2 separate regions of the Homo sapiens genome follow, and region 2 is linked to region 1. A link is an interaction called in ENCODE POLR2A ChIA-PET data of the cell type or tissue named here. Cell type or tissue: MCF 10A. All regions are shown on one strand.

Region 1 (8,000 bases):
CTTCGAGGGCCCCTTCCACCGTGTGAGGTTCCAGTGAGAAGATGGCTGTCTACCAGAAAGTGGGCTCTCACTAGACACCAAATGTGCCAGTCCCTTGATCTTGGACTTCTCAACTTACAGAAATGTGAAAAATAAACTTGTTATTCAGAAGCCACCCATGCTATGGTATTTTGTTACAACAGTCCAGACAGACTAAGAAAAACCTGACTTGTGAAGTCTGTTTATTCTACGTTTAAACCCCTGAGTTCAAGCTCGGCATTTATCAAGATGGTCTTAGTCCTAGCACGGAGGTCCTAGAGAAACTCAGTGACATCTCTGAAAAGCACTGATGAATTCTGGTATGGTTTGGATTTGTGTCCTCACCAAATCTCATGTCGAATTGTGGGAGGTGGGGCCTGGTGGGAGGCGGTTGGATCATGGGGTTGGATTTCTCACGAATGGTTTAGCAGCATCCTCAGGTGCTGTTTTACTGATAGTGAGTTCTTGTGAGATCTGATTGTTTAAAAGTGTACAGCACCTCTCCTCTCACTCTCTCTTGCTCCTGCTCCCACCATGTGAGATGCCTCGCTCCTTTTGCCTTCCAACATGATTGGAAGTTTCCTGAGGCCTCCCCAGAAGCTGAGCAGATGCCAGCATCACGTCCCGTACAGCCTGTAGAACCATAAGCCAATTAAACCTCTTTTCTTTATAAATTACCCAGTTTTAGGTATTTCTCCATAGCAATGTGATAACAGACTAATACAGATTTCAATATGGTATCGGAGAAAATATCTCAGATGTATAATGGGTTAATATGGTCTAGAAAGATGTGGCTGTTCTCTTCATGTCCACAGCCGAAGGGATTACAATGTTAAAACTGTTGCTACACTGGAAAACCAAACAGGTACGTTTCTCCTTAGAAAATTATTCCAGCTACTAAAGAAAAATATTATGGAATTAAAATACCACCATTTTTATGGCTCCCAGTGAATTAATGGATTGGCTGCTAACATCACAAACCGAACCAAACAAAATCCCAAATAAACCACTCATTATGTGCTTCCTGATGAAAAAATAAAATGCTACCTTAAGACACCTGAATCTGATTAAATTTCTAAATCTAGCTACCAATTTATAGACAATACAGAGGACAGAGAAGCCTATTAAACTACTCCAAGGAGATGATTTCAGCAATTCAGACTGTGGGAAACTCAACAGGACAAATGATCTGGTTCCTTCATAAAAAGCTTGCAACCAAAAGAATAATTTAAGGCATTTAACCAGAAATTTAAATTCTGGCTGGGTATATTAAAGAATTATTATTGGAGAATGAAAATGATAATGTGCTCATGTTAGATACCTCCTGAAGTGTTTATGGATAAAATTATTGATGGGAGTAATAATCATATTGGTTGTAAGTTAATATAATGGTTGAAGCTAGATGCTGAATTCATGGAAGCTCGTGCTATTAGCTACTTCTGTATATGACTAAAATAGCTTCATAAGAAAAAGTTGAAGAAAGTGAACACAAAATTACCATCAGAGATAGAGTACTTGACATGCCTTCCTATGCTTCGAAGAAATCCAGCATTCAGGGACACAAGGATTACATCTTTCTATTTCCTTAAGCATAGTCCAGATCCCACCCACAAACACCAAGATGTGTATAGGAAAAAATGATGAACACTGTAGCAGAGGGGAGTTTGCACTACTATGGGAACACAAAGCAGTGACAGGCTGGGTATCTGCCAGGCACATGTAAATGATATGTTTTAAGCTGAGTCTTTGAATGCAGACATGAAGCATCCAAGAAATTTGCCTTGTATTTACTCATTTCCTTATATATTTTTCCTGTGACTGGTTATTTCTGTATAGACACTGACCTCCCTTCTCTTTGTTCCAGCTGTTGGGCTTCACCCAAAATGTCCTTCCTACTGACCTTCCCAAAATAAACCCTCTCTTCAAGGTGCAGTTTAAATGCTTTTCCCTGATACTACCCACCTCTCAGGCCCCCCACTCCATCAGAGCCACCATCTGATGACCACCCTCTTACAAGCCAGCATTATACTAGCTTTTTTACATATCTCATTTGGTTTAATTCTTCCAGTAATCTTTCAAGGTCTAACTGACTAAACAATGACTAAACAACCTCCACTCCTCACCCAGAGCCCTGGCTTCATTCTACAGAAGAGTAAACAAGTGAAATAACTCGCCCAATGTGACAAGCAAATGGAGCAACTCAAATCTGAAGATGGGTTTAGAGAACTCCAAATCCTTTTTGCCATGCCAGGCTGCAACACACGATTGGCTGAAATAATGCCATCTTTCTGTGGGCCTTCCTTGTAGCATTTAACACTGTCTTCAAGCCTTTCCACTTACAGAGCTTAATTTCTCTGCTTTTCAATAAAGTAGCTCCAGCTGACTATTTCCCCAACCTCATTTGGCTACTAAAGGAAATCACTGCTGGTTCTACAAAGGAGGAGACATATGTTATTAGACTGAGCAGAAAGCCACAGGCAGGAAGCAAACCGCTCTCAGGGTGTGGCAGGGGCTGGAGTTTCCTATTAATTGGAAGCAGCTTCTTGACATTACGAGGCTGAGTTGTTCCTTAGGTTACCAAAGCTGCCAAATAAGATATTATGTTGTGACTTAATGTAATAATTTGCGAATCTCTTACATAAAAGGCATCCTAGTACTAAGCAAACAGTTTATTACACTGAAGAGTCATCATAAGGAATTCATGAAAAACAAAGAACCTGTGTTCATCTATGACCCAAAACACTGTACACATTAGATAGTAAAACAAACTCTCTAAAACGGTGGTACAATATTAGGCCTCTTTGGAGATGTCACTTACCCTAAATGTGCTCAGAAAGTCACCCCTAAATGTTTTCCTTACTTCAAAAGTGACTGCAGTTTTGTCGTCCCTTTATCTTAAAATGAGATAAATGACAGGACGAACGATCTAGTTTATTCAAGTAACACAAGGAATAAAAAGAGAAAGAGGTGAAAATTAGATTAAAAGAGACAAGAGGTAATCATTAAAATACAACATATGGATTGTAAGGGATTCTGATTTGATCAAATTGTTAAAAATTATGAGACTGAAGGAAAAAGGAATAGTCTGAATATTTGATTATATTAAGAAATTAATATCATTATTTTTGTACAATGATGGCATGGTTATAACTTAATTTTAAAAAGACCTTTTAGGAAAATATTTACTTCACAATGAGGGCAGGGGAGAAATAGGTAGGGACATACCTATCACACAAGATTGGCCATGGCTAATTGTGGAACCTAAGTGATGGGTACCTGGAATTCATTATATTCCACCCTGTACTTACACAGATGTTTAAAGTTTTGTTTTGTTTTGTTTTGGAAGCTGACCTCATTGTTCCAGTGTCCTCAAATTCCAGCTGGATCCTGCTGCCTTCCCTGCCTGAACCCCTCACTGTCCTTCCATCTGAAACCCTTACCATGGTCTGTATGGCCTGGCCCTACTGTATTGCATCCCTCCTCTCTCTCCCTTCTCCCCAGTCTCCCTCCTTTCCACTCTACTCAATCATGCCCTTCTTGCCCATCACACTTAAAACAGGAAGGCTTCTCATACTTCAAATATTTGGTCTGGTCAACTCTATTCAGTTGACCTAGTGTACCCTTGTACCTCACCATTCTATTTCTTTATAACCGTTAGCTTTCTTATATTGGTTTGCTTAACTTCTATCTCCATCCGACAGAATGTCGGCTCCTTAAGGACTTCTCTGTTTGTTGTCACATTTCTATGCTGAACAGAGTATCCAGCCACGGTACGTTAAATAGATGGATGTGAACATACAGCCCTCTCATGAGGAAAGGGTTAATAGATTTTTTTCCTTCTTGAAAACAAAAAACAGTAGCATAGCAGCAGAAATTGGCAATCAAAATACACCTTTATCCTGAAAATAAGGCCCAAGTCTTAGTATGATTCTCAACACATCTACCTGCCTACAATGTACTATTTTCACTACTGATCCTTGGGTAAAAGTGTCTCTTTCTTTCCTTTGATCTTTGTTCTTACCTTCCAATGGAACTACAGAAAATATTAACAACTTCAAAACCTTGTAGAAAGGCACTTTCTGAAACTAACGTAATAGAAACAAACAGTTAAGACACCCTATTGGCACCCAGAAACCCATGCTATATGTGCTTAGAAAAGAATTCCACCTACTGCTTCCTCGTGCTCCTTCCAGCAGTCATAATCTGTCGCCATGGCGATACTTGCGTAACAAATTCCAGCCTCCTTAGCAAGAACCACCTCTGGAACTGTGGTCATGTTGATAACATCCGCCCCCCAGGTGCGGAACATGAAGCTTTCTGCCCGGGAGCTAAAACGAGGTCCCTCGATTGTGACCATTGTCCCCTTTGAGTGGCACCGGAGTCCTAGCTTCTTAGCAGTCTCTATAAGAACCTAGAAAAGAAAAACCAGAAACTTCAAAACATACTAGCACATGCACAACTTAAGGCTGCACTTCCCCCCAATGTTTACCAAGTTGATTTCTTAAAGATGATTTGTCACTATAATAAATGCCTACTATCTGCCAGGCTCTCAGAAAAAACCTAGAGGACCACAGAAGGGTGTTTCCTGGACCCTTTCTCATTCACATAATCCTGTTTCCCCAGCCCTTTGCATGTAGAAACTAATAGCTACACAAGCAAGCACTGAGCTCTTTCTACTCGCCAGGCATTTGTTTATATGCTTTAATCTCATTTGCTTCTTAACAACTTTAAGAGACTAAGCTGGTTTGAGAATACAGACTGGAGTCTTAACTTTTAACCTCGCAGGCTAAGCTAAGGTGCCTCTCGTCGCTTATCTTCTCAAACAGGTGTGTTGAGTTCTATTTCCAGGCTTCTGAAAAGTTAATTCTCATTACTTTTAAAAATACAGAATCTGAAGACTTCTGTAAAAGCTTTTGCTGGTTAGAAAGTGATTTCTCTTTTGCCTATTGCCTTTCCACAGAGTTGTGCTGATTGTTTTTCTGTTCACAGGGATAAACATCTTGGAATTCCTTTAGTGGCAAGGCTAGGCATGGATTTTTAGAAACATCATTGAAAAGTTCGATCCTTTTCTCCAGTGTTTTATTTAATACTGCACATCTAATCTTCAAGTTATTAATTACCTTCATTTTTTCTTAGCTTATTCAATATTCCCTTTTAATTAAAAAAAAGTCTTTTCAACTTAACTGTTAACTTACTGAAGCACTGTTGAAAAATCATCTCTGTATGCCTTAGTTTTCTCAAGTGTAAATTGAGAATAATGATATCGCATAATTCAATTGTATGAGGAAGATTAAATGAACTAAGGTATATACAAGCATAGAAGCATGCCAGGTGCGCTGTAAACACTGTATGCACTAAGCTGGTCTTCTAACAATCATTAATACTGGCAGCTTCTACACATATTTGGCTAACCTTCCTGGGATACTATATAAATAAAGTGGAGTGACTCAAAGTCAAAGTCTCCAATCTGGGCAAAGTCTCACCTGCACATGTGTTCATCACATAAACAAATTAACCTATTTCCTTAAAAAATAACTTACACTATGCCACTGCAATGGGAAACAGAATTTTCACAAGAGTCTTGGCAACTCAAAATTTAGCAAGCTATGGACAATGAACAGTTGATGCTACATCATGTTTATCTTATAAATGCTGAAAATAAAATTATGCTTAATTAACACTTTTCCCTAAAAAGTATATGTTATAAATGCAAAAGCCTAAATCTCTACCCCACCCCCTTTTCCCCCCTAAAGTTAAGACATAACAAGCCCACTCCCGCTGGTTCAATAATGTCTTTAAAGATCCTGAATAACTGAACCATATGCTTGGCTAAAGTTCACAGTGCTTCTAGAGATGAATGGCTCTTGACAAGTCCTCACTGTCACTCTGGCACTTTGGGAGATAGGTACCATGCTTATGAGGAGGAGGAAGAAATGGAGGCTATGAATATATGTCAGCCACCTGAACCAGCATTTTGCATTCCTTCAAGAACAGCTAACACTATCTTAAGGCAGCAAAAAATATCAAATACAGGGTCAAGGTCCAGGTCTGAGTTTAAGATGATTTCATTTTCTTACCTCGTGTAATCACTGAACTACTAAACAGACGGATGTGGTAGTGAAAGTACCACAACCCTCACCAAGGAACTAGCAATATTAGATCACCAGCCTAAACAGATTTAATGTCAGGACTTTCATATTAACTCCTAAAATGAATAGAAGTAACACTGCTTTTGGAACACGTATTTGTACATGGTACAAAACTTAAATAGTACAAGGAAAACCACTGTCCCTTCCCAAGGGAAACCATTATTACCAGGCTTTTTTTTTTTTTTCATTTCAATAGTTTTTGGGGAGCAAGTGGTTTATTGTGATGTATATAAGTTCTTTAGTAGTGATTTCTGGGATTCTGATGCACCTGTCACCCAAGAAATGTACACTATACCCAATGTGTAGTCTTTTATCCCTGATTCTCCTCTCCCACTTCCCCCAGAGGCCCCAAAGTCCATTACATCATTTTTTTTTTTTTTTTTGAGATGGAGTCTCACTCTGTCGCCCACGCTGGAATGCATTAGTGCGATCTTGGCTCACTGCAACCTCTGCCTCACGGGTTCAAGCAGTTCTCTGGCTCAGCCTCCTGATTAGCTGGGATTACAGGCACCCGCCACCACGGCCAGCTAATTCTTTTCTTTGTATTTTAGTAGAGACCCCTTTCACCATCTTGGCCAGGCTGGTCTTGAACTCCTGACCTTGTGATCCACCCACCTCGGCCTCCCAAAGTGCTGGGATTATAGGCATGAGCCACTGCGCCCGGCCCTATTATATCATTCTTATGCCTTTGCATCCCCATAGCTTAGCTCCCACTTACAAATGAGGACATAACGATATTTAGTTTTCCATTCCCGAGTTACTTCACTGAGAATAATGGTCTCCAACTCCATCCAGGTTGCTGCAAATGCCATCATTTTGTTCTTTTTTATGGCTAAGTAGTATTCCATTGTATTAGTCAGAGTTCTCTAGAGGGACATAACTAATAAAGGGGAGTTTATTAAGTATTAACTCACATGATCACAAGGTCCCACAATGGGCCATCTGCAGGCTGAGGAGCAAGGAGAGACAGTCCAAGTTCCAAAACTGAAGAACTTGGAGTTTGATGTTGGAGGGCAGGAAGCATCCAGCATGGGAGAAAGATGTAGACTGGGGGACTAGGCTAGTCTCTCTTTTAACAATTTTCTGCCTGCTTATATCCTAGCCATGCTGGCAGCTGATTAGATTGTACCCACCCAGATTAAGGCTAGGTCAGCCTTTCCCAGCCCACTGACTCAAATGTCAATCTCCTTTGGCAACACCCTCACAGACACACCCAGGATCAATACTTTGTATCCTTCAATCCAATCAAGTTAACACTCAGTGTTAACCATCACAAGTCCACATGAATCCATACACATCTCCTGAGATCATACATAATCTTCAAATAAAGACAATAATAAGGTCATAATTACACGTAACATAATACAGCTATCCTTTGTGCAACTGGAAATGCACCAAACACCAACCCAAATACTACTACATAAAGTTAGCAATACTTAAATGTTGATGTGAAGTCAATAAATCTCATGTCATATGATAAAGGAGAAAGAAAATACAATGAAGATATTTTCTTAGTACAACTGTATATATGCACAAACATGTTTTTAACAAAAGGAGGAGGAAATACTCATGACAATTACAGTCCTCATTTCTGTAGCTGGTCACATGGTTGTAGCTGGTATCGATGACTACCTTCTTCTACTACCCATTCTGTATTCCCTTTGCCTTTATCAAGGACCTCAGTAGGTTGTGGTTTTTTCCTTGTGGAGTGACTGAAATCTTCATTCCTGAAGAGTCTGGGTCATTTGTAGTCCTGCCTGGATTGGGCTGTTGTAGTTTCCCAATGACCTTAATTACAGGGCATGGTAATACTAAGAGACACCCTAATGGATC
Region 2 (8,000 bases), 320 kb before region 1:
AGCATTTGTGGGTGGTGCAAGAAAAGCTAGAAGAGGAAGCATAATTCTGTGCAAAACCCTTTTATATCATTGTTTAAAATATACTACAAGTGTTCCTTTTCCTGGGTCCCCCATGAGACTGTAAACTCCTAGAGGGCAGAGGACTGCTTTAAATATTTCTTTTTTTATTATTTTTTATTTTTGAGATGAAGTCTCACTTTGTCGCCCAGGCTGGAGTGCAGTGGCGTGATCTCGGCTCACTGCAACCTCTGCCTCCCGGGTTCAAACGGTTCTCCTGCTTCAGCCTCCCGAGTGGCTGGGATTACAGGCATGTGCCACCACGCCCAGCTACTTTCTTATATTTTTAGTAGAGACAGGGTTTCACCATGTTGACCAGGCTGGTCTCTAATTCCTGACCTCAGTGATCCACCTGCCTCGGCCTCCCAAAGTGCTGGGATTACAGGCATCAGCCACCGTGCCTGACCTAAATATTTCTACATCAGTGCCTGGCCTATGGGAGGCCCTCAGCAAATCTTAGACCCACAGAAACTTCCATTTCACTGCACAAGAGTGTCACAATGGAACCATTATTTAAGTTAGGTCCCATAAACAAAGAAAAAACATTCATTTACACAAATCCTGCATATGGATGAGTAATGTTCAAGATGAGATAATGAATAGAATTAGTTAGAAGTTCAGTTTTCAGTCTCAACAATTTGTAAGTAATATAGATGAGAGAGAAAAATGATTTTAAACATCTAATAAACAATAGTAGCAACATTTATTGTATACTTTGATACACACAACATAAATGCATTACTTGCTAGCTGATTTCAAAAGAAAGTTAAAATGTCATTTTTTTAATGACAGAAAGGATGATGCTACCTCTTCATATTCATCCATGACATAGCAATGACATAATTTACCCACCACTACATCTCAACTGCCTGTAAGTCTGAGTTGTTTTCTCACAGGAGCATTTGCACATATTCATTTACCCATAACCTCTTGCTACGTTCCCTTAGTGGCTAAGGATATATTTCAGAGGGGTGGAAACATAGGCTAAAACCTTGGAATGTAACCTAAAGCATAGGCCTTGAAACCAAATGGCTCATGTCAGACTCAAACTCATGTTTATTAGCACTGGACACTATCAATTGATAATACACCATTTGCTCTTGATGCTATTTATTTTATTGAAACTTGATCTGAATGAATTTGAGTCAGAGTTTAAATTAAAATTTATGGAAAATCATTAGAAATCGTTATGATTATTTTTGTTTCAAATAATGCATCACAAAGTGACCTTTAACTGTCTTATAATTAAATAATGAGCCAGCTGGGGCAACATAACAAGACCCCACCTCCAAACAAATTTTAAAATTTAGCTGGGCATGGTGGCAAACACTTGTAGTCCCAGCTACTTGGAAGGCTGAGGTGGGAGGATCGCTTGAGCCCAGGAGTTCAAGCCCAGCCTGGGCAACATAGTGAGACTCCACCTTTACAAAAAATAAAAAATATAGCTGGATATGATGGCACACAGCTGTAGTCCCAGCAACTCAGGAGGGTGAGGTGAGAGGATCATTTGAGCCAAGGAGTTGGAGGCTACAGTGAGCTATGATCATTTCACTATACTCCAGCCCAGACAATAGAACAAGATCTTGTCTCTTTAAAAGAAAAAAAAAAGTAATAAGTAAATAAATACCATTTTTTTCTAAGAAACTAGTTTTTTTCTTGTCAATCTTAGGTGATATTTAATAAGCTTGGGGCTGTATATATATTAGGTTTCTCTGTTGTTTGGTATATTTATCACCAACCATGGTATATTTATCACCAACCATGGTATATTTATCACCATGACTCCACAATGTACAGGGAAAGACTTCTAAAACTAGAAAGTAAGAAGGAAACGCTCCCTTTTCTGTCCTCAAACAAAATTGTTAACGACCTTCCAAAATTCATTCCAATATTCTTTTTCATCTTCTTTAAACATGGTCATATGGGTTTTGTAAATATTGCCTTCTAAGAAGAAAAGATTGTTCACTAGCAATGAAGGCATTCATTTTTTAATTAGCAAATTAATAAAAACATCAATTAGTAAGTTTCTTTAATGTCAATAATGAAGTTAGGGGACATCAGCCCTTATCACTGACTTATCACACAATAAAAAGGTTGCGTGATAATAGGACAAAAAGGGTTGTGTTCAAATAATCATGCTTATCACCTTAGACTTCCAAGGGGCTATAAAGTGCTCTAGCTATCTTATGCCTCCCCTTCCAAGTGTGAAGCTGATAAGAAGAGCGGTCCTCTCTCTTACTGATTGCAGGCCTAAAACAAAAACAGTCAATTGCCTTTCCTGGCTAACAAAGTCACCTCTAAACTGAGGGTGATATCATAAATTCTTTATTATCTGGAATGGTTAATTTTCTGTGTCAATCTGGCTAGTTGACGGTGCCAAGTGTTTTGTCAAACACCAGGCTAGATGTTGCTGTGATGCTATTTTTTAGATACAATTAACATTTAATTAGTAGACTTTGAGTAAAGCAGGTTGCCTTCCATAATGTGGGTGGGCCTCATCCAATCAGTGGGAGGCTGTAACAGCACAGACTGAGGTTTCCTGAACAGGGAGAAATTCACCTTAAGATTGCAACACAAAAACCCTGGCTGAGTCTCCAGCCTCTTGCCCTGTGGAATTCAGGCTCAATACTACAATATCAACTGTTATCTGAATTTCCAGGCTTCAATCACATAAGCCAATTCATGTATATTCACACACTATTTTAGGGTTTCCAAAGTTTTGGTGAATGAAAAACAAATGACTCTTTTTTAAATTTAAAATAGTTCAAGCAGATGATGTTTCCAATTTCACATTTTATACATCTATAAATAGCACCACATTTTTCTCTCACTTCCTCCTTTGAAATACACAAATGGCTTCCCAACCCTCCAAATCGCTACTGTGGCCTAACTAGGCCCTGTGTGATCTGCCCCAGATAGAAAGTTCAACTAACAGTACCACTATCAACAGACATTTGCACAAATGACTTTCTCCTGCTGGGTATGAACAATCAGTAGAACAAACAGCACCTCAGTCTGTGCCCTTGTGAGCACAGAATTAAAACAGCTGGACATGCATGCTCTTAATCAATCGTTTCCATAGAGTAGAGTATCTGAATGAATTGTCCTTTTCCTAGATAGTTATTTCTATGCAGTCAACTGGGGCCTGTCCTCAGAATCAAATTACCTTGAATTCTGAGAACTTCTGGCTGCCTGATGAAAAGGCTTTATTTATCGGCATTCACTTTTCCAGACTCCATTTCTATAACTGGATCTGTTTCAACCACATGACATTATCATATGAGTGTTAAACTATGACTGTTCTGTTTTTCTAAGGCACACACCCTGATCACTTTGGGGGAACTTGAGAAACACCTTGGTGCCTATGACTAATTAGGATGGCCATCTTGGTCTCATCAGCAGCACATTTTGAAAATTTACTTTATGGTATCATTTTAACTTACTGCCCTAGAGGGTATATTATATCCACTTTTGATCTATTTATTTATTTCACTGTGAGCAGGAAACGTTTTCTGATACAGTCCCTATATTTGGAAAGTAATGCTTCCATTAGGACCTCATGCTCCTCATATACTAACTAAGCATTATTTTCCTTGAATCCATGTGGATTGTCCCTATCTCTGAGCCATCCAGCAGCCTCTCCTAAACTCATCTAATAATCCTTCTATTGTAAACACATTTGGAAGAGGTTAGGTCATCCCATTCCCACCCATTACCAGGAACAGTGCCATGTTTACCTTTTGAGCAATATACTAGTAAAATTTCACATGACAGAAGCAAAAATCTGTAGAAATTAACCAAAAAGAAAGATTAGTCAGAAAATAAATGTCTGGAAAGTTGCAACTGCACCTAAGTTATCAGGGAGACTGTAATACCATATTTCAGGACCTCAACTCACACATGCAGGCACCCACAGACACTTAGGCACACACATGACCACTACAACGACAACAAGAAAAGGGGACAAACTTCACATAATCCTAATCACTTAATAATGCAGGAGAAAACATTTATCTAATTTATCAAAATCTAAATTTGTGGCTATAAGAATTAAATACATCAACAGAAAGAAGAAGGTTTATATAGGACCCAGAAAAAGAGAAGTAAAAAACAAGAAGTGGTCAGAGTACATCTCCTACATCATCCAAGGAGGGGGTGCCTTGAACCTTGAGCTTGGAAATGTTTTTCCACTAGGCAGATAAAAAAGATAATAGTTTATACTCTTATAGTTCCTATTTTATGCCAGGAAAAAGTTTTAATACTATACATTCACTAACTCATTTAATATGCATAACAGTCTATAAGTAGGCACTATTAGTATCCCAATTTTCAGATTTAAAAGCTGAGTCACAAAGAGTTTACTTATATCACTTGCCCAAATCCAAGAGTAGAGCTGGATTTGAATCTAGGCAGTCTGATGCCAGAATTGGCTCTCTAACATTAGAATATAGTAAAAATGGAAAAGACAGCTTCCTTTTATTTTTGGGAAGAGAGAAGAGAAAACAAGCATTTGTTGCAAACTTTTTGATTGCTAAATATCGTGGCAGAAATTTTACATACATTCTGCTGGCAACAGCCCTATGAGTCATATCATCTGATCCTTATTTTACACTGATAGAAACTAGGCCACTGGGATTTCCTGGAGGATCCAGTTACTTTCTTGGGGATCACTGGGAATTTATAAAAGTAAAAACCAGTGTGTTTGTTCCCTTCATTCATCATAAAACTAAGCAACAAGCAAAGTTCCTTTCACTCATTGCATCAGCAACAAGCAAACTGGCCCTAGCAGGAAGACCGAATCTTGAGACTGTGGTTCATTTCTTCATCTGATATGGATCAATGGATCAGCTGATAAAATACACACACACACACACACACACACACACACACACACAAAGACACAAAGGTAATTCAGTTATCTGTTTTCTGAACTGGTCAAATTGAGATGAGTATGACTTAATAAGACCATATTCTTATTATGTGAGTCAACAGAAAGAGTTCTGTTTAACTAAAAAGATGTCTCAGAATCTACAGAATTGAGCATGTTTTCAATCCATCCAGTTGCTCGGTTAGCACCATGAAGACTGGTTTAGATGTAGGAGATAAGGTTCAAAGTTATAATAAAAATTAAAAATTAAGCGGGAGCAAAGATCAACACCCATGAATCTCTCCATGTATGATGATCCATCCAGAGACCTTCCTTTTAAACAAATTTACATTTTCTTTTAATGACAAAAATCATGTATTTTATAAAAGGTCCTATAGAAAACAAAGATTCAAGTTGGAAGACCCTAAAACTTACAAACCTATGATAATCATGTTAGTGTCTGAGGCTAAGACAGCATTCTACAATGCATATATTTTAGATAACATTTGAATCACACTATGTACATATTCTGGGGTTTTTTACTTCCACTTTATCCTGAATATTTTTCTGTGTTATTAAATATTCTTTGAAACTTAAAGACTGCACAATATTTACAACATGGCTCTCCGGCATGGGCATACCACAATATATCTTCTATTTTTGGACATTTATGTTATTAACCAGTTTTCTCTATCATAAACCAACAAGATGGAGGTTGCAAGGTCACCAACTCATTATTCTGAAAATCGATTCATAGAGGGGAAAAACAAGTGTATACATGCTTTTTCAGCATGAACTGTTTTAGGGTAAAAAATTGTTGGAGAGAGAAAGATTTTCTTTACAGAAAATTACTATCTAATTAATGTGAAATAATCAACAGAGTTAGAAAAATACCATTTTATAAATCTTAATGAAATTATAGATCTAGGAAACAGTCACTAATGAATGTTATAACCATTAGGTAAAATTTCAGTGAGGACCTCGATAATGGAGGACTCACCAGAACCTACTAATAAATCTTAACATCACTAAAAGTGGAGTAACCAGAAGTTACATGCCTTCTGGTGTCGTACAACAGGAGTACAGAATCTCAGATATAAAGTATTCTTGCCAAAAAATAAAAATAGAAATGAGCCTGACTCTAATCAATCCTTCCACTTTAAATACTAGCTGATGGAAAATAAGAGTGATACAGGAGGAAAAAAACAAATGATACCATAAAGTAGCCATCAACTAGATCTAGAATGCGAGACATTCTACAGGACAAAATACTTAATTTATTTATCAAATAAGTAACAGGAGAAAGAGGGAAGGGGAAACTGTTATACATTGAAAGAAACTTAAGAGGCCATATGAATACCACATGCAATATGTAGACCTTGTTTGGATTCTAATGTGAACAAAACAGTTGTAAAAAAGACATTCTTGAGACAATTGAGAAATTTGAGCCTAAACTTGTTCAATTCTCTTAAACTTAATAATAGCCTTTGGTTACTTTTTAAAGCTTTTATTATACAGAGAGCTTACAAATAAAATAATAAGAAGCTTTGGATTTGCTTTAAGGTAATCCTGTAGAGAGAGAGAATAAAATAGATAAAATAAGACTAGAAAAATATTAACAATTTTCAAAACTGGGTAGTGAGTACATAGAGATTTATTATAATACTCTTTCTACTTTTATGTTGATGGAAAATGTCAATAATAAAAAGCTTTTTTAAAATATCAAAATACAAATATATGTACATTATATATTTATATTTTGTTGTTGTTTGTTTGAAATTTCAACTAAAATCATAGAGTATATTTAAGGAAGGAGCATTATAAGTCAAAGACATGAAGTTCTTTGAGGTTTTTATTTTTTTGTTTTGGGGTTTTGTGGTTTTTGGGGGTGGAATTTTTTTTTTTTTTTTTTTTTTGAGACAGATTCTCCCTCTTTTTTCCAGGCTGGAGTACAGCGGTGCCATCACAGCTAACTGCAGCCTCGGCCTGCCGCCAGGCTCAACAGATCCTCTGACCTCAGCCTTCCACGTAGTCTGGAGTACAGGCACATACCTCTACATCCAGCTAATTTTTGTATTTTTTGTAGAGACAGGGTTTCACTATGTTGCCCTGGCTGGTCTCAAACTCCTGGGCTCAAGCAATCCACCCACCTCTGCCTCCCAAAGTGCTGGAATTACAGTCATGAGCCACAGCTCCCGGCCTCTTTGAGGTTCTTAAAAACTATTTTAAAAATACATTCCAGAAAGTTTGCACAAAATTATAGTCCCACCAATATATATGCGTCCATTTCACTATACCATGACCAAAATTAGATATATGTATCTTGAAACATCCATTCTATTTTTATAAAGTACAGCTTATTGTAATTAATGTTTTCTTTACAAAATGGGTTTAAATATTTTAATAAAAAGCCATTTGTATGTCTTCTGCATTAAATTGTCTGATTATATTTTTTACCCATGTTTTAATTGTAGTCTTGGTATTATATTTTTTTGTCTTTGATTTGTAAGGGCTTTTGATATTTTAAAAATAACAATCTTTTATCTGATGCCAAATAGTTTCCCATTTGCGCTTGATTTTTATTTTGTTTATTATAAATATACAGAATTAAATGTTTTATGTGATCATATCTATAGATTTGTCTATAGGCAGAACCTCCCTTTGTTACATTTATGCTTAAAAAATCCTGCCATCTCCTGAGATGAGCTAAATATTTATGTTCTTATAGGATTTTTTTAATGACTTACTTTTTACTTTTACACTTTTTATCCATCTGGAATTCATTTTGTTGTATGGCTTATGGGATCAGTTGGGATCTTAGTTTATTATTTTCTAAATAGTAAGCCAATCATTTTTTTCTTTTTCTTACTGATTTAAGATATCACCTGACCTAATAGATCTCTATATATATACTCTGGCATGTTTCTTACCTTCCTGATAACATGACTTCCTCTTACTGTTGAATGTTGTGCCTGTACCACATTACTATGATTTTGTAACTGGTGAATAGACTTGTTAAATGAACTGGGAAAAAATGAGAGATAAAAGGTAAGGGCAAGAGACTATTATTGCAAAG

The links. Peaks named below come from ENCODE experiments on the same cell type or tissue, not always from the same donor. Only the 100,000 strongest peaks of a DNase experiment are listed, where the experiment ranks them.
Region 2: POLR2A ChIA-PET joins it to region 1 with 7 read pairs; 3 of 35 experiments call an interaction of 5 or more read pairs at or near these places.

Annotation. Positions count from the first base shown.
Region 1 is chr9:21,851,060-21,859,059 of GRCh38, reverse strand. It overlaps MTAP (methylthioadenosine phosphorylase), which reads right to left. Exons shown (of 8, transcript NM_002451.4): 6 at 4,190-4,429. Among named protein-coding and RNA genes, the nearest start is that of MTAP, 52 kb to the right of the region's middle. In MCF 10A, no CTCF peak of the experiment used is centred here; a DNase peak (open chromatin) is centred at 4,239.
Region 2 is chr9:22,166,123-22,174,122 of GRCh38, reverse strand. No RefSeq gene overlaps it. Among named protein-coding and RNA genes, the nearest start is that of CDKN2B, 160 kb to the right of the region's middle. In MCF 10A, no CTCF peak of the experiment used is centred here; DNase peaks (open chromatin) are centred at 3,772 and 4,672.